Linked DNA regions of Homo sapiens: regions 1, 2, 3, 4 and 6 are each linked to region 5. A link is a loop called in an ENCODE intact Hi-C map of the cell type or tissue named here. Cell type or tissue: GM12878. All regions are shown on one strand.

Region 1 (4,000 bases), 550 kb after region 5:
CATTGGTGCTGCTGTGCATGGCAATCTCGCCAATGCCGCCAACTCCTAATAAAGGGCTCTCTTGGAACAAAGCTGCCTCTTGTCTGCTTGCTCACAGTATCTATGACACTAATATTCTAATTAGCTATCGCCATTCTCATTATCTTTGTCAGAGAGCTACGTGCTCGTGGATGCAGCCACCTAGCCACGAGATCAGATCTGCATAGTCACACACAAAACACATACACATATGCATGCACATAAAACCTAGACATATCTGCTCTGCAATATCCCATCTCCCCTTGGTTTACAGAATGCATTCCCAGTCTTTTGGGGACTTGTTGGAGGATAAACAGTAAGCCCATGAACGTGTAGTCCAAATTCATTAACGCGGCATTCAAGGCTCTCCAGGTGCCACATCCCTCTTCTCTCTATTCCCTTTGTCCCTTCCCCACCGGAACGCCACTCCTTCTCCATTCTCTCCCTATCCCATGCCTTGTCCTCTGGGCATTGGAGATGGATTCTCACTATCACGCCAAACATACCCCACACCTCCACCTCTGTGTTTCCTCTACCTGAAATTCCCCTCATACTTGTCAAATCTCTATCCCACCTTCTGCCGCCATCAAAATCCCATAAGGTCCATCTCGATCACTCCTCAATTCTCCAACACCCTAAGGCAGAAGCAATGTCTTTTTTTGCTGGACATTTTATGTATTCCTTTTATTATATAACTTATACAACTTTGTCACCACCTTTGGACATTTCATCCCACTGCCTCCCCTGCTCCTGTGCCTCCCACAGGCTCTGCCATATTCCCCTGCTCAGCGTAGAGGGTCCTCAGTAGATGCTGGGGACATGAACTAAGTTGAATGGTAGGATTATAGGAATAGAAAATACTGCAGTTAATAATAAGATCATTTTTAATAAAATTTTTCTCTAGATTCATGAGCATATTTTCTTCTAGCCCTTGACAGAACGAACAATGGAAATGTATTGTTCATAGGTATGTACTATATCGGGTATGCATGAACACTGGCATGTTTGCCATTCTCTTTCAACCTGGGGGCTTAAATTTTCCTTTGCACCAGGCCACTGCCATCTAAGCCCTGCAGGATTTGGGGACCAGATGAGTCCTTGTATGACATCTGATAGTAAGTATTTATTTTATTAACAAACGAGGCCACAAAGAATGTGACCAGTTGAAAACAGAGTTTGGTTTCTTCATGTCTCTCCTTCACCATAGGGATTTTGTCTCTTTCATTGTAGCACTTAGCATAGAGTCCATATCCAACAAGTATTTGAAAATATTTTCTTCCTACTCTTTCATGTTATCTTCATTCAATAGTGAGGGTTTATAATTTTTCCTCCCTTCTTTCCTTCCTTCCTTCCTTTGGAGTTTATTGTGTTGACTTTTTTTTTGCTATCGTTGCGAACATTGGAATATGAGATGACACCCAGGCAGTGCCAGGGCCGAGCAGTGTGTTAAGTATGGCTTCTATTTTGTGAGCTCACACTGCCCTCTCCTGGCCTCTGGGTAGATCTTAAAACTTCACTCGGATTGCAGCACAAAACACATTCCAGCAGGCAGAGAAAGAATGATAATAAATGGGACACAAAATCCTTCCAATATTAATAATCTAATCATTTCAAATTTTAAAAACTATTTGGCTCTACTCTCTATGCTTTTGGTAATTCCAAGCACTTGAAAATATCTATAAAATTCAAAATTCTTAACATTGTCTTTCCATTTTATTTATTTATTTATTTTTTGGTGGAAAGCTTGTTATAATATCTTGAATAAAATGTGGTCCTGGGCCGGGCAAGGTGGCTCACATCTGAAATCTCAGCACTTTGGGAGGCCAAGGCAGGAGAATCACGAGGTCAGGAGTTTGAGACCAGCCTGGCCAACATGGTGAAACCCCGTCTCTACTAAAAATACAAAAAATTATCTGGGCATGGTGGTGGGCACCTGTAATCGCAGCTACTCTGGAGGCTGAGGCAGGAGAATCTCTTGAACCCAGGAGGCGGAGGTTGCGGTGAGCCGAGATTGCACCACTGCACTCCAGCCGGGCAGCAATGCGAGACTCCGTCTCAAAAAAAAAAAAAAAAAAAAAAAAGAAGGTGGTCATGATATTTGATATTTTAGTAAGATGTTTTTGTTTTTGCTTACTTTCTAGTTCTACTTAAGGCTTTTGGTGGTGGTGGTTTGTTTTGTTAGCAAGTGATGTGCAGTCATGTCCAGGCTCTGCCACTCACTAATTAGGTGATCAGGATCTAGGACAAGTCATTTCAACCCTCAGCCTTAGTTCCTTCATCCAGATGTGGCTGTAGAAATACCTACCCTATCTTCCTCACTAGAAATGATAGAAAGATCAAATGAAATATTTTATGTGAAGGCATTTGGAAAACTCTAAGATGCCATACTCATATGAACTATGATGATTATTTCTAGATTTTACAAAAAGACAACTTAACAAAAGATACTAGGTGTTATAATGCCAGGTGAAGTGCAATTGTATTAAAAAGACTTCACTTTTAAACATTAAAAAATTTTAAAGATATATGAATCTAGAAAATATTCTTTGTTTCCTTCCCAAAAACTTCTTAGAATAATATAGAAAATGACACTTTCCTGAGGAATTTTTTTGTATATTATTAGCAAAGGGCAGAATATTGGATTAAAAATCCAGAAAGCCCTGTAATTCTATGTTTTTAAAGCATAGGAATAATCTATCTAATGACAGTATATAGTCTTTAAATAGGTCTTATATCTTCAAAATAAAAATAATAAAACCTCCATTAATACAAAAATAACAAAATTATACAAAAATTAACTCAAGATGGATGAAAGACTTAAATGCAAAACCCAAAACTATAAAATTCTAGAAGAAAATCTAGGCAATACCATTCAGGACATAGGCAGGGGCAAAGATTTCATGATGAAAACGCCAAAAGCAATTGCAACAAAAGCAAAAATTGACAAATGAGATCTAAATAAACTAAATAGCTTCAGCACAGCAACAGAAGCTATCATCAGAGTGAACAGACAACGTACAGAAGAGGAGAAAATTTTTGCAATCAATCCATCTGACAAAGGTCTAATATCCAGAGTCTACAAGGAACTTAAACAAATTTACAACCTCATTAAAAAGTGAGCAAAGACCATGAACAGACATTTCTCAAAAGAAGACATTCATGCGGCCAACAAACATGAAAAAAGATCAACATCACTGATCATTAGAGAAATGCAAATCAAAACCACCACAATGAGATACCATCTCACGCCAGTCAGAATGGTGATTATTAAAAATATACAGAAACAACAGATGCCGGTGAGGTTGTGGAGAAAAAGGAACATTTTACATTGTTGGTGGGAGTGTAAATTAGTTCAACCATTGTGGAAGACTGTGTGATGATTTCTCAGACCTGGAACCAGAAGTATCATTTGACCCAGCAATCCCATTACTGGGTATATACCCAAAGGAATATAAATCATTCTATTATAAAGATACATGCATGCGTAGGTTTATTGCAGCACTATTCACAATAGTAAAGACCTGGAATCAACCCAAATGCCCATCAATGATAGACTGGATAAAGAAAATGTGGTACATATATACCACTGAATACTATGCAGCCATAAAAAGGAATGACATCATGTCCTTTGCAGGGACATGGATGGAGGTGGAAGCCATTATCCTCAGCAAACCAACACTGCATGTTCTCACTTATGAGTGGTAGCTGAATGCTGAGAACACATGGACACATGGCGGGGAAAAACAAACACCAGGGTCTGTCAGAGGGCTTTGCAGGGAGGGAGAGCATCAGAAAGAATAGCTAATGGATGCTGGGCTTAATACCTAGGTGATGGGTTGATCTGTGCAACAAACCACCATGGCACACGTTTACCTATGTAACAAACCTGCACATCCTGCACATGTACCCAGGAACTTAAAATAAAAATTGAAGAAAAAAAAGAGAGAGAAAAGATATTATCTCCAAAAATAAAGTAAATGAC
Region 2 (4,000 bases), 130 kb before region 5:
AGCTGGGATTACAGGCATGTGCCATCATGCCCAGCTAATTTTGTATTGTTAGTAGAGACAGGGTTTCACCATGTTTGTCAGGCTGGTCTCGAACTCCCAACCTCAGGAGATCCACCTCCCTCGGCATCGCAAAGTGCTGGGATTACAGGCATGAGCCACCGTGTCCAACCACGATCTCTCTTTTCTTAAGCATTTATTAAGGACCAACTGTATTTCAGTTGCTATTATAATCTCAATCAATACAGCAACCCTGTGAGTTACATATTAATGCCTTCATTTTACAGATGAGGAAATGGAGGCTCAAGAATTTTAGTGTCTTGCCCAAAGCTAGACCCACCAGTAAGATATAGACAGAGCTGGGGCCCAGGTAGGCCAAGTAGTACAACTTACGTCCATACTCCTTCTACTGGATTTTGTAATATCTTTAATGTGTTTAAAAAAATCACACAAGTGATAAATGAATACATTCTGTTTGCAAACAAAAAAAGATGTAATAGGTTAATGTTCCCATTAATTATCTCTCTCTATTCTTATTTTCCCCACCTCCATTCCCCAAGGTAACCACTGTCACCATTTGATGTGGCTCTTTCCAGATCTTATTCTAGAAATTTCATATATCTATCTGTGCCTCACTGCACACGAGGGACCAGAACAGGATGGTGGCGCTCACAAGACCTGGGAGGCGACTGCCCGGATGAATTCCCATGACGCTACATCTTGCATGTGGCTAAGCAGCCTCACTTGGGAATGGGTTAGTTTGTAAATCCTTCTCCTCAGAAAGTACAGGTTTGTGATGTGCAGGTGATTCTATCCTCTGCTCCAGATCATGTAGTGAATATTTAGTATGTTTCATTTTGTTTATGTTTCCATCTCTTTCCCTTCTCTAGATGATTTCTCCTCATCACCTTGTTTCTTCTTTTCTTTCCTTTTCTTTTTTTTTTTTTTTGAGACAGAGTCTCACTCTGTTGCCCAGGCTGGAGTGCAGTGGCGCAATCTCAGCTCACTGCAAGCTCTGCCTCCCAGGTTCAAGCAATTCTTCTGCCTCCGTCTCCCAAGTAGCTGGGACAACAGGCATGTGCCACACGCCCAATTAATTTTTGTATTTTTAGTAGAGATGGGGGTTTCACCTTGTTGGCTAGGCTGGTCTTGAACTCCTGACCTCAGGTGATCTGCCTATCTCCGCTTCTCAAAGTGCTGGAATTACAGTCGCGAGCCACCACACCTGGCCCCTCATCACCTTTTAACCAGAACAGTTAGGTCGTTTTCTTTCTCTTTGTGATGGCAACAGTTATTTTTATAGCTGTCTGGGGAAGGTGCTTAGGTAAATATCAGTTTGAGCTGTACAGTAAGCTTAATATAGCCCTTTTCTATGATTGATGAATTCACTACCTTCTTTTTTTGCACTTTTTGTTCAGTCAATAGAACTCGTGAATTAGTGATAGGGAAGTAAATTAGTTTAAGGTTGACAAACTTCCTAGAACCACACCCAGGGATTACACTAGATCAGATACACATAGTCACCCCTGCTCCTGTACATTGGTCCTCCAACCTTCTACTTCCCTGCAGTGGGGCATGCAGAAGGAAAAGGGACACATCTGTGAGGGAAGAAGATGATGCTGCTGACCGGCATAGACACAGGCACAGGCACATAGGGTCCGAATCTGGAGGGACCTACCATAGGAAGCTGTGGTGTGCACCCCTAGAGCCACTATGCCATGACTGTGCCTCCTTGGAGCCACCATCCAGCCTGGAGATCTCCAGGTAGAGTTCTTGGTGGAGATCACACAGGACAGCAATCTGTGGCCATAATACTATTAAAAAGGGGGCAGGGGGCAGTTCATCTTCCTGCAGAGATGGAAGTCAGATTTCCATCTTCCACTTAGATTATGGACAAAGACATTTTCTCTACATTGGTGTTAGTTGGGGCACGGGACCAGGGGGTTAAGCTAACTAGCTTGAAGGGATGTGCAAAATGACCAAGAAAGGGTGTTAGCCACTGCTTACACCCCCTTCAGTTAGCCACTGCTTACACCCCCTTCATGTAGGGGCAAAGAGACAAGAAGGTTCACACATGTGATCTGTCCCAGGAACGTAACAGAAGGTTAAGAACTGAAAGAGAGAGAGAGAGAGAGATAGAAAGATGGGTTCTGTGGTTCAGAAATCACTCCCCACTCTGGTGGGAGTCGGAGATTGGCAGTCAGATGCTGCCACACTTGCTACCATAGGGATGACTGTCATGCCGCAAGGTCTAGTCCAAAGCACATTTAGTTCCCGATGTTAAAGAGGGCTGGGAGGAAGGTGAGTGGTCTGAGAGATGAGAAGAATGCAGACAGGAGAACCAATCTGGTGACATTTTGGTCAAGTGTGCTGTCTTCATTAATTTTCGGTCTCAGGATTCCTAATTATGGAAACCAGCCAATACGTATTTTCTTCAGCCGTTCATCCCTAAGTCCTTCCGGGGCTGGACAGAGGTAATATAACAACTGTCGCCACACGGTGGCAGCAATATCTTCTTGGCTGTGCTCACCTAGCCTAGTGGGTGCTTTTTCTGTAACTGCAGAAGCCATGGCTTTCTCCCCGCTGGGACTTGCTGTTTGAGGAGCTGAGGCGCCTCACAGCACTTATTACAAAGAGTTTTCTTCATGTTTTTCTTTTTCCTTAAATGAATGCCTTGGAAAATATGAGGTTATGCATTACCGGGTAACTTTTTGCTTTTGTTTTTGTGTTGAGGCAGGGTCGCCAAAACAAAAACTTGCTCACTCTGTCGCCCAGGCTGGAGTGCGGTGGCGCCATCTTGGCTGACTGCATCCTCAACCTCCCAGGTTCGAGTGATCCTCCCACCTCAGCCTCCTGAGTAGCTGGGGCTACAGGTGTGCACCACCACATCGGCTAATTTTCTATTTTTTTTTTTGTAGAGATGGGGTTCTCATGATGTTGCCCGAGCTGGTCTCAAATTCCTCGGCTCAAGTGATCCTCCTGCCTCAGCCTCCCAAAGTGCTGGGATTACAGGCTTGGGCCACCATGCCTAGCCAGCGGGTACCTTTCTGTCTTTTCCTAATGGCTAATAATTTAAATCTAACTATATCTGTGAAGCCAGTGGTTTTGCCACAGGATGAGGAGGCGCCAGGGGACGGGAAGGTGACCAGATGTTCTAATTGAGTCAGCCTTGGTTCTGGCAATGAGCAGGTGCTCTGGAAGAAGTCCCAGGCAAGCTCTGCTGTGCCCCTTATCTGAACCGAGCTGATGAGCTGGCCCCCGTCCAGAGGAGGATGACCAGAGCAGAGAGGGATCTGGAAACCAGGAGTGACAGGGACGTGTGGAAGGGAAGGGGATGTTTGCAGAGGAAGGGATGACTTGAACACTACAGTTAAATGTTGGAAGGGTTGTCATGGAGAAGAGAGGTCGTTAGAATCAGGTCGGAAGAACTAGAACTAGTATGCTAGTTTGGAAGGGACGTTAGGAATCCCATCAAACACACTCCTCATTTTACAAAAGAAGAAAATAAGGCTGAGAGAGTGACACTTGTCTGGGGTCACGCCGTTGGCTGGTAACAGACAGACAAAGGACTAGGATACAGCCCTTTGATTATACCCAAATATGGTTGCCCATCAGGTTGTAAGCTATAGGGTGGGTGAGGAGGGTAACGAAGGTGGTGGCCTCTGTTTAGTGTTGAAGCAGAAACTGGGTGTCCAGAGAGTTCCTGAATTGCCCAGAGGGCTGGCCCCAGCCTAGTCACTGGAAAACGTCTGCGTTTACCTCTGACATACTCTATCTCTGTGTGCCATATGACTCACTTAATAACTGCCAGGTAATTCATGGTGATGAAAGTTTGTGTGTAGCGCGTGGGGTGGAGGAGGGAGTTGGTGTCTGGCCTTAGAAAAGGCTGCTTTTATGTGGCAGCAAATAGGAGGCTAGCAAGGTCTCTGGCTGGGGATTGCCTGGTGTCCTTGACCTTGCAGAGTCCCCAGGCTCCATCTTGGGGAAAAGGGAGACAGGAGAG
Region 3 (4,000 bases), 71 kb after region 5:
CAGATGAAACTCACACCCTAATTGACACCAGACGTAAGTGGGGCTCATGAGTCGGTCAGAAAGGAAAACCATTTTGGGGATGGGGGAGGTGTGTGAAAGTGTGTAAAAGAGATGGTCTCGGGAGAGACCAAGGCGGGGTTGATGTGGGGAGGCACAGATCTCTTAGCGTGGACTGTGTGCTCCCAGGCGAGTGTGGGAAAAACCAGACCTAGGACACTGCATACGGCCCAGAGGACCAGCTCCACAGCTGCAGCTAGCTGTGACAGGAATTAAGGCATGCTCCTGGCTAAGCAGTGTCCGAACCTCCTGTAATAGGACCCAGTCTGGTGGATCCAAGAGTGAAAGTGAGAGTGAAAGTGCATCACAAGGGAGGAAACAGGAGGAAAAGCGTCAAAGCCTATTCCACTGGAGTGCGTGCTGAAAAACTTTAAAAAAAGTTTTAATGGTGACTATGGGGTTAAGCTAACTTCACAGAAACTGAGAACTTTTTTGAGATAAAATAGCCATCTTTTAATGTAGGGTGGCCAGCCAAGGGGACAATAGACAGGGAGATAATTGGCCGAGTGTTTCGGGTGGTCACCAGGCTTGGAGAACAGCCCGGGCACCTGGATCAGTTTCCGTATATTGACTCCTGGCTAAGTATAATTCAGACCCTCCCTAAGTGGCTGCAGGCCTACTTTGAGATCTACTGTAAGACTCTAACGGCCAAGACAAAACCAGGAACAATAGAAAGAAACTGCAAGGCATCAGAAAAAGAAAAGTCACAGGAAAAGCAGTAAAAACCTGTCCTACAGGCCCCGCCTGAAGAGTTAGAAATTCCACCCCACTATGCACCAATTTATCCACCTCTGGCAAAGCTTAGACAGAAGGCTGCCCCGGCTGCCTCCGGAGACTCAGACTCAGAAGGAAGCACCCCTCAGGCAACACCACGCAGAGAGGAGCCAGAGCCCTTGACTGAAAAGCCAAGGGAGGAACTCCAGGGTGATGAGGTCGGCCGCCTTAGGTCGGTCCGTGCCCAAGCAATGCAGATGCCACTCTGAGAAACATGGGGACAAATTTATTTGAATGCACAGAATGAAGTCCAAGGGGGAGAACAGCTCTTCTTTTATCAGCCCTTCTCTACTACTGATCTCTTAAATTGGAGACAACATACTCCCTCCTATAGAGAGAAGCCTCAGGCTCTTATAGATCTAATGCAGTCCATTTTCCTAACTCACAATCCTACCTGGGTTGATTGTAAACATTTTTTTCTGTCATTATTTAATATGGAAGAGCACCGTAGAGTTATACAAGCTGCTCTCCAGTGGCTGGAGAAAAATGCATCTTCAAGCACAGGAGATATCAGGCAGTATACACAACAAGCACTCCTGATAGAGGCTGACCCAGGCTGGGACCCTAACCAGGCTCAAGGGCTACAAGTTTGCAGCAGTATTGAGAGGCACTCCTAAATGGAATAAACGCTGGAGAGAAAAAGGCCACCAATATCGGAAAGGTCTCAGAGGTTCGCCAGAAGCCAGATAAAAGTCCCGGTGAATTTTATGAGAGGCTGTGCGAGGCTTACCAGCTTTACATGCCACTTGACCCAGAGGCTGCGGGTAATCAGTGTATGGTTAATGTGGCATTTGTAAGCCAGGTGCAAGAAGACATCGGAAGTTAGAAGGGTTTGAAGGTGTGAATATTACCCAGCTTATCCAGGTGGCTACTAAGGTGTTTGTAAATCAGAAGGAGGAGGCCAAGAGAAAAGCTAGATGCAGAGCTAAGGAAAAGGCAGACTTGCTGGCGGTGGCCTTAGTTGGAAGAGAAACTGGTTTTGTGAGAGGATGTGGTCGTGGTTGCGGTCATGATAGAGGACAAACTAGGTAAAACCAGGAAGCTAAGCCAGGACAAGAGGGCCAACTTAGGCTTAAGGGAGATCAATGTGTGAGATGCAAGCAGATGGGACACTAGAAGAATGAATGCCAAATTTTCCGGTGCCCTTGTTAGGAAGAGATTTCCTCCAGAAATTGCAAGCACAAATCTCCTTTATACCAGAAGGGCACATGACTCTAAATCTAGGTCAAAGAAAAGCCATGATAAAGACCCTTACTGTCCCAACAACAGAGGAATGGTAATAATTTGGGTGCCCCACACGGTTGTCACTCTGATGGAGCAGAGGGGACATTGCTGGCTTTCTAACCCTAGAATGTTAAGATATCAAGGGCTTTTGTGTGAAATCCCCTACCTAACCTTGGAGACTATGAATACTCTAAATCCGGCCACACTGCTGCTGATAGAATGGGCGGAGCATGGAAAGCCCCCATTGTGTGGCCCAGGGTATCACTGTTGTGTGGAAACTGTGGATGAAGTTTTCTCAAGCTGAAAAGACTTAAAGGACTAGCCCTTAAAAGACCCACATGTTAAATACTTTGCTGATGGAAGCAGCTTCATATCTAAAGGTTTATCAGTTGGGCTGGATATGCAGTGGTAACACTGAATTCAGCAGCTGAAACCTGCCCTCTGCCGGCCGGAACTTTAGCCCAAAGAGCTGAGATAATAGCTGTCACTAGGGTGTTGCTTTTGGCCAAAGAAAGTCGGTAAACATCTATACTGACTCAAGGTATGCCTTTGCCACTTTGCATGCCCATGGAGCCATATATAAGGAAAGAGGATTGTTAACTACTGAAGGAAAGGAAATCAAAAATAAAAAGGAAATAGAGCAGCTCTTAGAAGCTGTATGGGCTCCAAAAGAAGTAGCAGTCATCCATTGCAAAGGGCATCAAACAGGAGGACATGACAAGGCCAGAGAAAACAGAAAGGCAGAAAGAGAAGCCAAAAGAGCTGCAATGACAGCGATAACTAAGAAGGAAGAGGAAACCCTTACCATGCCCTTATTGGAGCTTCCTCTTACAGAACCCCCTAACTACTCCTCTAATGAAAAGGCTTGGTTTGAGCAGGAAAGTGGAAGTTACCAGAAAGGAAGTTGGTGGAAGTTCTCAAATGGGAGGCTCGCCAGCTATCCCAGAAGCAATAGCCCCTGGTTCATAAAACAGTTTCATCAAGGAACACATATGGGAAAAACTGCATTAGAGACTCTTGTAGGATGGCATTTCTATTGCTGAGCCTAACTGCCATCACTCGAGCCATTTATGAGTAATGTTTAACTTGTGCCCCAAACAATCCACAGCAGGGGCCAACATGGCCCCCAGGGATTCAAGAAACTGGAGCTACACCCTGTGAAAACCTGCATGTGGGCTTTACTGAGCTGCCTCGAACCGGAGGCTACCGGTGCATGCTAGTGTTTGTCTGCACTTTCTCAGGGTGGGTTGAGGCATTTCCCACCAGGACAAAGAAAGCTCGGGAAGTAACCAGAATCTTACTAAAGGACATTATTCCTAGATTTCGACTGCCTCTAACTTTAGGATCAGACAATGGCCCAGCATTTGTGGCAGAAATAGTACAACAGCTAACACAGAGGTTAAAAATCAAATGAAAACTGCATACAGCTTATCACCCATAGAGTTCTGGAAAGTTGAAAGAATAAACCGGACACTCAAACAGCCGTTAAAAAAGTTTTGCCATGAAACTCATCTAAGATGGGATCAGGTGCTGCCCATGGTCCTTCTCTGAGTCAGGTGCACCCCTACTAAATTAACTGGGTATTCACCCTATAAGATAGTGTTTGGCCGACACCCTGATCATAACTCAGATAAACGGGGATTTAAAAAATTGGGGAATTAACCTTAAGAAGGCAAATGCAAGCCTTAGGTGAGGTCTCGCAGGAAATGCAAGGATGGGTAAGAGAAAGAATACCTGTTAGCCTCACAGATGCAGTACAACCCTTCTAACCTGGAGACTCTGTCTGGGTCAAACAATGGAACCCAACCACTTTAGGGCCTTTATGGGATAGTCCCCATATTGTGATCTTGTCTACTCCCACTGCTGTTAAAGTTGCAGGTATCATACCTTGGGTTCATCATAGCCGGCTGAAACCAGAAGCAGCCACCACCCAGGACCAGTGGAC
Region 4 (4,000 bases), 500 kb after region 5:
TACATAACATGTACTTAATTACCTCTGTTTCCCCAGTGTCTAGCACAGTGCCTACTCCATAATAGACAATTCAATAATATTTGTTGAACAAACAACTAAATTAAGGTGACATTATGAAATATTCTATAAGTGGGGCTGCTCATATTGCTTGCTTACCCTGGGCACCAGAACTGACTCCCTAGTTATCTTGATTCAATTGTAGAGTCCAGCTGGTATCAATCTGGCTATAACAGCATGTACAAGTATATTTGATCATAGAATTCCATAGAATTATAATAGTATGAACACCAGTAGGAACTCATGTTGTACAATGTGTGCTTAGAGTAGACATTAGAATGTCTCAAAAGTAGATTGTCGTTGGAAATGACAAAAATTGTTCCACATGCCTTTAAAAATGTATAAGAAGAAAGACAAGTAGCATGTTTGAGAAATTAAAGCACTTGTATTTCATCAAAGCAAAATGTGTTTAAAGTATTGAAATTAGAGGGTTAGATACACAACCCAGCAAACACCTGAGATGGTTTGTTGGTAAATGCTAACTATGCATCAATGGAAAAGTGGTAAGCTTTCATGAAGCAGGTTATCTGCTGTGTAACTAAGACAAGGACTGGCCCCTAGATCAGACCCAAAGAAAGGGTGAGTAAAGGAACCCCAGAGCACCATATTCCCATGGTGGACCTTTGAGATCCTAGCTAGAAGACTTCTCATGACCCCCAAGCAGACCTTCAGAATGGTAGGGAGAGCTGTGTGGAGAATACATACAGGCACTGCTTAAACCTGAGTGGATCCCAAAATGCTTCAGTGTGCTGGGCAGCTGCAGCAAAGTGTGACTCTGGGAACCACCTTCCCCCATCCCCAACAAAGCTCTGCATCCTTCCCTAAGCAGCTGCAGTTTCTGCTATCTGCCTGCAGGAGAGAGCAAAGTCCACGCATGCTCATGCACCCAAGACAGGCCCCGCTGCCATGTGTGCATCCGAACCACATGCCCTCATGCCTGCTGGTCCCTCCCAAGACTGCCTGCCTGGCCATTCTTGCAGGGGAAGCCCAATGCATAGCCACCATCGCCCAGCCTGAGTGGTTTCTTGGTAACCTGGGAGTAGTCCACCTCTGTATCACAGCTGGTGCTTGATCCCAAGGGGCCAAAGGATAAATCTGCTGGCCTGGGTCCAGTTCTCCAGGACTGGAGCACACTGCCCAGGGGTAGGGAGATGAGATCTGTGGCCTGACCTTGAGTTGGGGAGGAAACTCAACTGTCAGAACACAGAGAAGAGTGTGAAGTGGGTTAGTGTGATGGTGTGGGGAGCTGGGCGTCCCTCCCTTCATGAGGCCAGACAGGAAAGGGTGGGGTCTCTTAGTGGCAGTTTCTACTCCACGGGTTCTAGCAGACCTGAACGCCAGGAACGGTTTGGCAATCTGGGCACAGATAGCTTGGGACTAGACTAACCAGTCAAGCCTGTTGCCCTAGCCATTTGCTGCAGGGAGAGCAAATCAGTGTGTGAGAGCTGTGCAGGCCTGCAGCCGCCTTCTAGGCTGAAAATCCCTGGCAGCCCCTGGTCCCCTGAGCTGGCTCTGTGGGGGCAGGGTAGGGGCCTGAAAGCTTCCCCTAGACCCCTGCTAAGGTCAGCACTTGTACCTGCCTTAAGAGCCTGGTTCTGGGTTCAGCTGACCCAGGCCCTACCCAGCTTTGCTCCCTATAGCCACTTTGGTAGCAGAACGTGAGATGGGATCCCTGAAAGCCCCATGCCCTGCCCATTACCAGGGACACATACCCCGTTAACAAAGGTCAAGTAAAAATTCCACTGCCGTCACTGTAACTGCCTCTTATCTGCAGTTGCCACCTACTGGCAAGGAGGTCAAACTGCACAGTGTTTCACAACTACTGACATCATTGTATAGCAGTCAGCAGGCTTTTGCCCGCAAGTGCTATCTACTGGCCTGTAGGGTGAACTGCACAACCCAATATACTTCCTGCTAACAGATGTGCACAGTGCTAAGGAAGGAGATAAGCTTCCCCAGACCTCAACTTACTCATCTCTGTAGGTGACAGACAGCCTGACCACATGTACAGTACTCCACTACTACAACCTACAAATAACTACCATTTGAGAAAACCACACTAAGGCTATCTATAACCAAGGAATTCGTAAGGAGCCTTGGGCCCCTAAAAGCATGCAGAAACAAATCCTACCCAACACACACAGCTGTAACACCCTCAAGGAGAGAAGAAAAAATCCCACTCCAAAAGAGTAACTTCAAAAATAAAAAGTGGCAGCTTCCACGGATGAGAAGAACTAGCACAAGAAACCAGCATGAAGAAACAGAATTTTGTGACACCCTCAAAGGACCACACTAGGTCTGTAGCAATGGATCCTAACCAAAATGAAAACTTTGAAATGACAGATAAAGAATTCAAAGTATGAATTGTAAGGAAGCTCAATGAGATCCAAGAGAAAGTTGAAAACCAACACAAAGAAATCGGGAAAACAATTCAGGATAGGAAAGACAAGATAGATGTATTTTAAATACAAAAAAAAAAAAAAAAACAAAAAAAAAAAACAAAGGAGAAAAAACCCTTCAGGAAATAAAAAATTCACTGAAGGAATTTTCAAAACACAATTTAAAGCTTTAACAAGAGACTACATGAAACAAAATAAAGAATTTCAGAGCTTGAAGACTGATCTTCCAAATTAACCCAGTCAGACAAAAACAAAGAATTTTTTTAATGAAAAACACGTTTGAGAAATATGTGGTTCCATATGGTGACCAGACCTGTAATTTATAGGCATTCCTGAGGGAGAAGAAGAAAAAGTAAGAAATTTGGGAAAAGTATTTGAGGGATAATTCAGAAAAATTTCCCTGGAGACATAGACATCCAGATACAAGAAATTTAGAGAACATCAGGAAGATATTCTACAAGATAAACATCACCAAGGCATATCATCATCAGACTATCCAAGGTCAAAGTGTAAGAGCAATCTTAAAAGTAGTTAGAAAGAAGCATCAAATCACCTATAAAGGAAATCCCATGAGACTAACATCAGACTTCTCAGCATAAGCCTTGTGAAAGAAGAGATTGGGGGCCTATTTATTTTTCACCTCATTAAAGAAAAAAAAAAGTCAGCCAAGAATTTTATATCCTGCCAAACTAAGCTTCATAAATTAAAGAGAAATAGTCTTTCCTAGACAAGCAAATGCTAAGGGAGTTTATTACCACTAGACCAGTCCTACAAGAAATGCTCAAAGGAGTTCTAAACATGGAAATGAAAGGACAATACTAGTCATCATAAAAGTACATGTAAGTAGAAAGCTCACAGAACCTATACAGCAATTATACAATTGAGACTCCAAGGCAACTAGCTAACAAAATTCTAACAAGAACAAAACCTCACATGTCAATACTAACCTTGAATGTAAATGGCCTGAATACACCTCTTAAAAGACATAGCTGGCAAAACAAAACCCAACCATCTGGTGCCTACAAGAGACCAACCTAATAGCTAAAGGCACCTGCAGACTCAAAATAAAGGAATGAAAAAAAGACATATGTGAATAGAAAACAAAACCGAGCAGGAGTAGCCATTCTTATATCAGATAAAACAGACTTTAAACCAATGACAGTACAAAAAGACCAAAAAAAGAAAAGCATTATATAATGATAAAGGGTTCAATATAACAAGAAATTTAACTGTCTTAAATATATATGCACCCAACACCAGAGCACCCAGATTCATACTACTAGATCTAAGAAACTGCTAAACCTAAGAAAACAGAGTGACAACAATACAATAATAGTGAGGAACTTTGACACCCCGCTGACAACACTAAGCAGTTCATCAAAGCAGAAGATCAACAAAGAAACTCTGGACTTAGACTAGACTCTAGACCAAAAGAACCTAATAGACATTTACAGATCATTCTTTCCAACAACCACATGATATACATTTTCTCATCTGTGCACAGAACATTCTCCAAAACTGACCATGTGCTTGGCCATAATGCA
Region 5 (4,000 bases):
CAGAAATATGTCGTCTCACAGATCTGCGGGCTGCAAGTCAGACCATGATGTTAATAGGGTTGATTCCTTCTGAGGGCCACCAAGGAGACTCTGTTCCAGGCCTTACTCCAAGCTTCTCGTGGTTTGCCAGCAATCTTTGGCATTCTTTGGCTTGCAGCAGCATAATTCCAGTCTTTTTTGTGTGTATGACAGGGTCTCTCTCTGTCGCCCAGGCTGGAGTGCAGTAGTGCAATCTCGGCTCACTGCAACTTCTGCCTCCCGGGTACAAGCGATTCTCCTGCCTCAGCCTCCCGAGTAGCTGGGATTATAGGCACCCACCACCATGCCCGGATAATTTTTGTATTTTTAGTAGAGACAGCATTTCACCATGTTAGTGGGGCTGGTCTCAAACTCCTGACCTCAAGTGATCTGCCTGGCTCGGCTTCCCAAAGTGCTGGGATTACAGGCATGAGCTACCGTGTCTGGCCATTACATGGTATAATCACTGTGTGTGTGTGTCTGTGTTTTCACATAGCATTCTTTTTGAAGGACACCAGTCATATTGGATTAAGGGCCCACTCTACTCCAATAAGACCCCATCTTAACTAATTACATCTGCAACCATCATATTTTTGAATAAGGCCGCATTTGGGGTACTGGGAGTTAGAACTTTAACATATGAATTTTGTGGAGACACAATTCAACCTTTGAAAACAACAGATTTAACATCTCAGTCTTCTCATCTATAAACCAGGGATATTAGTAACATCCACATTGCAGAGTTGGTGTAAAAAAGATTCAGTCATTTCCTAGACAACCGCTGTAACCAGCTAAGCCTTGAAGCCACATGCTCAGTCATTTAGAACATGTTAAGCACATCGAGACATCTCTGGCTCACAGCTAGCAGCTGGTAAATGTGAGCCATCATTATTTTTCACAACTACATGTGCAGATTTTGACCCTGGGAGAATTTTTTGTTCTAGATTTACACACTAACACCCCTCCCATCTGACCTTTGACCAAGGTTTTTACTACACGTATAAAAATAATAATATAAAGGAGTATGAGCCAAGTACTAAAGTCCTGAGGAGGTGATATCTCTGTGTGCCAAGCAGTCACGGAAGCCTTCATGGGTGATGTTAGAAGACTGTTTTAGTCTGTGCTTGCACTACTATCAAGAACTATCTGAAACTGGGCAATTTATAAAGAAAAGAGGTTTAATTGGCTCATGGTTCTGCAAGGCTGTGCAGAAAGCATGGTGGCTTTTGCTTCTGGGGAGGCCTCAGGAAGCTTCCAATTGTGGTAAAAGGCAAAGGGAGAGCAGGAGTCTTACATGGCTGGAGCAGCAGCAAGAGAGAGGAAGTGGGGAGGTGCTGCACACTTTTAAATGACCAGATCTCATGAGAACTCACTCACTATCATGAGAACAGCACCAAGGGGATGCTGCGAAACTACTGACAAGAAATCGCTCCAATTGTCCAATCATCTGTCACCAGGCCCCACTTCCAACACTGGGGATTACAATTTGACATGGGATTTGGGTGGAGACATGTATCCAAACCATATTACAGACCTTGAAGATGGGGAAGGGGATTGAATCCTTTGATCAAAATCCCATTTTGTGCCTCTGATTTTGGGAAAAATTACTGATCTTCCTTGAACTTCAATTTCTCTATAAAATGGCAATAATATAGTTGTTGCATTGATTAAATGAGACAAGGTAAAGTGTTTGTCAGATGCCCCAAACCCAATAGGTGCTCAGTGAATATTTTTTAAAAATATAGAAGTTATGTTGTGGGCAAAGACTTGGGCAAATTATTAGGAACAAGACTGTAGCTTTTGGGCAGAGCACAGTTGGACTTACTGGCTCAGTAATTCCACATTTGAGTAGAACAACAACTAGTTTCTCAATGATGACACATCAGGATCAAACACCCGGGGGACCTCTCCTGCAATTGCTGTTCTCTTTGAAGAAGCTCCTTTTAAATAGAAGACAGTACCTTGAAATATGGCCACAGGAGGTCAGTAGCGTGCTGTGGTTCTACGCAGAAGCAAAAAAACAGTCCCCTCTAAGCATCTTTAAGCCATAAATTCCTTGTTGTAAACTAAGAATATGTTATTCCTTCCATATTTTCAGATAAATTGACAGCTAAGCTTAAAGAAATTATGCTTTCAGCTTGTAATATGGAATAGACAGGCACTAACTTATTCTTAAAGACTCTTATTATGACACGGCTGTGTTTGAAGAAATGGTTTTGTTTTGTTTTTTAATGAAACCTGTGTTTTGGTCAAGAGTGTTACCACATTCAGATCACAACTTTTCTAAGGAAATACACTCAAAGACACCTAACATTTGAGTGAGATTAATCATAATGTAAGATTTCTGTGATGTGTGCAATGGGGCTTCAATATCTTAGATCTCACCATGATGGGCAATTGCTTGTCTTTTTCGAGCCTTGATTTCTCATCTTTAAGACAGGAGTGACGCGGCTGTTGTCATAATTAAGTGAGGAAATGTAGTTAAAGCACCGACCACCAAGCCCTAAACATTTTGTGCTTCTGGATGCCCAGTATCCTTCCTGTTTGGGGAGAATCTGAAGATGGGTGAGGGACAGGGCTTGTCCCTCGCCGCAATGGAAGTCAAAGGGGGACGATCTTTCTTCGACTCTTTGACCCCTGGCTGCTGGAGCATGGTCATGTGACCAAAGCGTGGCTGGGCATCTCAAAGGCTCAGCCACTTGCATATTATTTGTGATGTCAGGTGTAGGCTAGTGGCGTAATAGCAAGCACCCGGGATCAGCAGGTCCCTGCAGGATGTTGGCGGGGCTTTGCCTACCTTCGTTTCTGCCTAAGTATGCTGAGTTTTCCCAACAACGCTGGGAGCTTATTTATATCCTTCTAACAAATTCAGGTTAGCCAGAAAATCTACTGTTGTTTGCAACCCAAAACACTGAAGAGTGTAAGATTCAAGTTTAAGTTTATGGTAAATGTGCAAAATTACTCGTTAAAGGATTCTGGCTGGTATATAATAGAGTTTTCTCCTGAGGTTTTTTCCACAGTACAATCGATGATTGTAAAAGAAAAGCTGAATAATTGAAAAAAGGCCTAGTGTTTTGACATGACAATAGAAATAATATTTACTAGACACAGAGAGCAGGGTTTCAACCATCCTGTAATTGTCAGCCATGCAGCAGGGCTGTCTGAGGACAGCTGTGCATGTAAATCATCACTGGTTGCCTGGATGAGATAACTAGGTTACTGGTGGCTTCCCCTTCTTCTGGCTTCAGAGGTTGCACCCAAACTCAGTTTCCCATGGGCCCAGTGACTTCCTCTCTCATATCCTCCCACACCAGACCTTCAATGAGACTAAATGGAAATATCTCTGAAATCCACTGATGAGAGAGCAGTAGAACTAACACTGTATATATGTGTGTGTGTACATACTTCAGTATGAAAACAGGAATTCCTATGCATAAATGGCATAACAACACCATATGGCCCCTCACCAATGCATCAGAAGGTAAATAGCTTCTCTTCAGATGATGTTAGAAGAATCATTTGTCCAGTTATTCAAGTTAAATGTCATTTACTTTTGAAATGTTTCTTTGTGATTTAAAGCCTGTCACTAAAAACAAACCCCACACCACCACCACAAAACAAAAACCAAAAAATAAAAGCAAACCACTGCTCTTTGCTTCTCAAACTCTCTCACTGCCTGATATCACACTCACCAGGAAATTTTCTTGGTGATAGAACTTCCATTTCCTCACTGTCTCCCTCACCACCTACCCTACCTCCCATCAGCCCTGGCCTTGGGAATGAAGTGGTCAGAGAAAATGATCTCCTCATAAATGTCTGATGAAAATCGGCTTGCCACCCTGTAACATGGGAAGACATTTGTATCATCTATATTCTAGGTTGATCATAAAACCATCTTATAAAATTGGTTAATTATGCTGGGGTTCAACTGTTTATTATGTCAGACAAGTAGGGTTTTGGGGCAGGTCTGAGATGAAGAGAT
Region 6 (4,000 bases), 180 kb after region 5:
GTTTTCACATCCTCAGATGTCACATTTGACAACGGAAAACCTTCAAGTGGATCTGTGTGTTCTGCTGGTATTTTCCTTGCTTTCTGGCATAAGCATGTCATAGAACCCCAAATTCAGGCTCGTGTACCCAGCATGCAGCTGAGGCCAAACCCTGACACAAAGGTGCTTGGAGATAGAGAAGGGTTTATCTGATTTGCCCAAAATGAGGTGGGAGGGCAAAAATCTCTCCAATCTACCTTAACAAAAAGAAGAGGCGGGGAGTTTTTATTTGGCTGGAGAGTAAAGGATGGGGAGTTACAGGAAATCTAGGGGAAAAAAGTCTGTTTCTTCAGTCTGAGATAACACCTTGAGCAACCAGACTTCTTGGCATCAGCAGCTGGTCACGACATCCCTCTAGGCATTCATTCTTTCTGCAAACTTTTTTTGTGACACTGGAGTTATCTCCTGCTGCTTGGCACAGGAACGGTACATCTATAGTTTATAATTACATTGTGGGAACAAGGAATTTTGGGCAAAAAGCAAGTGGTTAACATTTGCAAGCAAGCAAGGGCCTAATCAGAATTCTCATTATTTCAGATACTAAAAAATGCTGGGGTGCTGAAATCTCCAGTGGCCCAATTGCAAGCTGTCCCAGGCTTAAAATCAGCTTTGCCCTAGACTTAAAATCAGCTATTTCTCTGGGGAGCCCTAATTCTTTTCAATGAGAAGTGAGTTTAGAGACATAATCTAGGTGATATGGGTGCTCATTGCTATTGGGCTGTCAGTGCTTCTAAACATTTCAGTCAACAGAGCTAAGAAATACATGTTTTTTTAAATAAAAAAGTGTTTTCAGAGTTTATAGTAATTTCTTTCTTGTTTCTAGTGGGGTTGGACATAGTAATATTTTTAATTCAGATTAACAATATAAGGTTTCTACTTAAGTTCTTTAATTTTTTTTCTTGTCTTCCTTTTCTCTTACACGGAAAATCTTGATTCCTACCAACATTAATATAGTTACCTATTTGCTTTGTCCTATAATGTGTATAAACTAGTTAAAAAATATAAAATCCAAATGAAAATTACTCAGTGAAGTTAAAACAATGTTACAGTTCTTTTTGTCATTAATCCTACTAAGACTTTATAGCTAACATAAAGGTAACCAGATATAATTCTTTCTTCTGTAAGGTCATGTTACCACCTTCATGATATTCCATTAATGTGTTAATTTCAGTTTATTTTTATGTTGGGAATTGATTGTTTTCTTTTTAGATTAATTTTATTTTTTGAAAGTGTAAAACAGGCACATAGAAGGGAACAACACACACTGGGGCCTATCAGAGGGGGGAAGGTGGGAGGAGGGAGAGAATCAGGAAACTAATGGGTACTAGGCTTAATACCTGGATGATGAAATAATCTGTCCAACAAAACCCCATAACACAAGTTTACCTATATAACAAACCTGCACATGTACCCCTGAGCTTAAAAATAAAAGTTAAAAAAGAAAATATAGAACATTTGTAAGATTCCAAATGTAAAAGGTTTATATGATTCTGAAGTCGTATGTAACACACCATTCAGAAAAGTCTTGCTTCCATCACTAACCCTTCCCCCATTCTCTCTCTCCCCGTGCACGTAATCACTTTCAAATACATTTAATTTAAATTTCCAGTATCTCATTTTGAAAATATAAACATGTATGTGTGTACTTATGCATATTCTTAAATGGAAAAAGCAAGATAAGTTTTGTGCATGCTATAATGCTAACTTTCATGTAAGAAAAGAGGAAAATACTGTATCTTCTATGCCCAAAATGAATAATGCTAGTCATTTTTCAGTTCCCTAAATCAGCAATGATGAGGGTTGCAATAGAAGGTGAAGCAATTAAATTGAAGTAACTGTTGGTAATTCAAACAAAAGATTCATCTTGCATTAATTACCTGAACTATTTGAATTTGTGTTGTAGTCTGTATTTCTATTTGTTTTCTGCTCCTAAAATTGAGTTTCTATTTACCATAAGCAATACTATATTTACTTTACATGTCTTTATAATGCTTGAATTATTTCAGACAAATTTACTTTCTCTTTGCCTCAGTTTCCAAATGTTGGATTGGACAAGAGGTGACCTTTTAAGTCGTCTTTCAGCTTTAGCATTGTTCTAAGCGAGCTGTCTTCACCCTTGTAATAGCTGCCATAATCCACTAGATGTCAATGCAACATAGCAACCTATTTTGGGCATTTAAGCCTCTATATCCTAGGTTTAAAACCAGGAGAAAATTAGAAAATTTTATTGATCTGTTATTTATTTTTGTTAAAAGTACAGTACTCTCTTAAAAAAGATAATACGTAATCCTGTTCTACCTAAAAGAATATAAACAACTCCAATAGAATTAATATTTTCACAGGTATCATTTTTCCAGTGCTTAAGTTGAAAAATTCAGTTTTCAAATCAACATGTATAGACTATTCCCTATAAGAGTAGTGGAATACAGAATTGAAAAAAATTTTTTAGTCATTGTATAACATTGTAAGATTTGGCATATTTAGGAGAAAAGAACGAAATTTGTTCAATATAATCCCAGATAATGGTGATCGTTGTCAAAATGGTATGATGTTTAGAGCTAAATTGTTTCTTTAGTGTGAAATTATTTATTACATTATTAATTTAATAATCTTCTTGACAGATTTTTAAGTCCCTCATGAAAAATTCAGAATTATTCTGCAAAGAAAAATGACATTATTTCTCCTCCTTGAAAAAAAGAGATGAAATAAATTTTAATACAGAATGATGTTATGTTTACATCGTAACATTGGAAAAAGTGGTTTATTTTTTCATTAAAACTTTAAATGTATCAGGGAGAGGAAATTGCTGGTGTTGCAAGGTTGTCAGTTTTTAAAAATTCTACCTTTTGCTTATGTTCCATTATAAATAATATGCTTAACATGTTTGGATTTCAAGGGCATTTTTTTTCTCTCTCTCTCTCTTTTTCTCTCTCTCAGCCTATAATTTTTCCTATCCAGGGATTGTGAAACCTAGGAAATGCCCAACAGTAAAAGGAATAATGCGAGTCATTTCTCAGTTCCCTAAATCAGCAATGATCAGGGTTGCAATAGAAGGTGAGGCAAATAAATTGAGATAACTGTTGATAATTCAAATAAAAGATTCATCTTACATTAATTACCTGAACTATTTGAGTTTATGTTGTAATCTCAAATGTAAACTGCTGATAAGAAAGTTTTCAATGTCGAATTATTTACTTTCATTAAAGTCAGAATAGTAATCTATACTCAGTAAGATTAGTTTCTATCTGCTTCAACAAATCGAAGTCTATATTTTTCATTTTTTCTTTGTCAACCTATGTCTAATTATGGTATTTCTTTAGAAGCAGAATTACTTAAGAACTATGAAATTTTTGAGATAATTGTCAATTTCCTTTCCTAAAATTAAGATCAATTTACAGTCTTACAAATAACAGATAAGTGCCTGTTTTAGTTGAGAATTAACAATTAAAGCATATTTTGCCAATTATACAGATTATAAATCATACCTTATTGTGTTTTTATTGCATTTTTCTTTATTAGTGAGTTTGGTCATTTAAAAATATATTTATTGCGGCCGGGCATGGTGGCTCATGCCTGTAATCCCAGCACTTTGGGAAGCCGAGGTGGGCGGATTGCCTGAGGTCAGGAGTCCCAGACCATCCTGGCCAACATGGTGAAACCCCTTCTCTACCAAAAATACAAAATCAACCGGGTGTGGTGGCAGATGCCTGTAATCCCAGCTACTCGGGAGGCTGAGGCAGGGGAATTGCTTGAACCAGGGAGGTGGAGGTTGCAGTGAGCCAAGATCACACCACTGCACTCCAGCCTGGGCGACAGAGTTAGACTCCATCTCAAAAAATATATATATAGCAATTAACATTTTCCCATTTAGAGCTTTTTATTATAAATTAAGAATGAAACCTCTTGTCAAAATTATTTCTATCCAATTAAAGATTTACTTTTACATTTTATTATTTTGTGC

The links. Peaks named below come from ENCODE experiments on the same cell type or tissue, not always from the same donor. Only the 100,000 strongest peaks of a DNase experiment are listed, where the experiment ranks them.
Region 1: a loop joins it to region 5, with 7 times the contacts of the local background. A loop is called at or near these places in 79 of 110 quality-filtered maps.
Region 2: a loop joins it to region 5, with 9 times the contacts of the local background. A loop is called at or near these places in 3 of 110 quality-filtered maps.
Region 3: a loop joins it to region 5, with 7 times the contacts of the local background. A loop is called at or near these places in 26 of 110 quality-filtered maps.
Region 4: it touches region 5 in a loop (8-fold over the local background); 7 of 110 quality-filtered maps call a loop at or near these places.
Region 6: it touches region 5 in a loop (5-fold over the local background); 32 of 110 quality-filtered maps call a loop at or near these places.

What each region holds. Positions count from the first base shown.
Region 1 is chr6:137,640,188-137,644,187 of GRCh38, forward strand. No RefSeq gene overlaps it. Among named protein-coding and RNA genes, the nearest start is that of LINC03004, 23 kb to the right of the region's middle. RefSeq lists an enhancer at 1,385-1,434. In GM12878, a CTCF peak has its summit at 1,507 (motif pointing left); a DNase peak (open chromatin) is centred at 1,468.
Region 2 is chr6:136,965,831-136,969,830 of GRCh38, forward strand. No RefSeq gene overlaps it. Among named protein-coding and RNA genes, the nearest start is that of NHEG1, 25 kb to the right of the region's middle. In GM12878, a CTCF peak has its summit at 2,494 (motif pointing right); a DNase peak (open chromatin) is centred at 2,511.
Region 3 is chr6:137,163,723-137,167,722 of GRCh38, forward strand. All of the region lies in intron 1 of IL22RA2 (interleukin 22 receptor subunit alpha 2), which reads right to left. Among named protein-coding and RNA genes, the nearest start is that of IL22RA2, 7.9 kb to the right of the region's middle. In GM12878, a CTCF peak has its summit at 2,491 (motif pointing left); DNase peaks (open chromatin) are centred at 1,889, 2,359 and 2,795; H3K27ac peaks cover 3,365 bases.
Region 4 is chr6:137,587,702-137,591,701 of GRCh38, forward strand. No RefSeq gene overlaps it. Among named protein-coding and RNA genes, the nearest start is that of LINC03004, 76 kb to the right of the region's middle. RefSeq lists enhancers at 1,421-2,048, 1,771-2,065. In GM12878, CTCF peaks have their summits at 901 and 1,872 (motif pointing left); a DNase peak (open chromatin) is centred at 1,950; H3K4me3 peaks cover 432 bases.
Region 5 is chr6:137,092,545-137,096,544 of GRCh38, forward strand. No RefSeq gene overlaps it. Among named protein-coding and RNA genes, the nearest start is that of IL20RA, 50 kb to the left of the region's middle. RefSeq lists enhancers at 1,776-1,825, 1,846-2,095, 3,503-3,642. In GM12878, a CTCF peak has its summit at 2,002 (motif pointing right); DNase peaks (open chromatin) are centred at 2,007 and 3,287; H3K4me3 peaks cover 446 bases; H3K27ac peaks cover 3,199 bases.
Region 6 is chr6:137,269,601-137,273,600 of GRCh38, forward strand. No RefSeq gene overlaps it. Among named protein-coding and RNA genes, the nearest start is that of IFNGR1, 52 kb to the left of the region's middle. In GM12878, a CTCF peak has its summit at 2,170 (motif pointing right); a DNase peak (open chromatin) is centred at 2,169.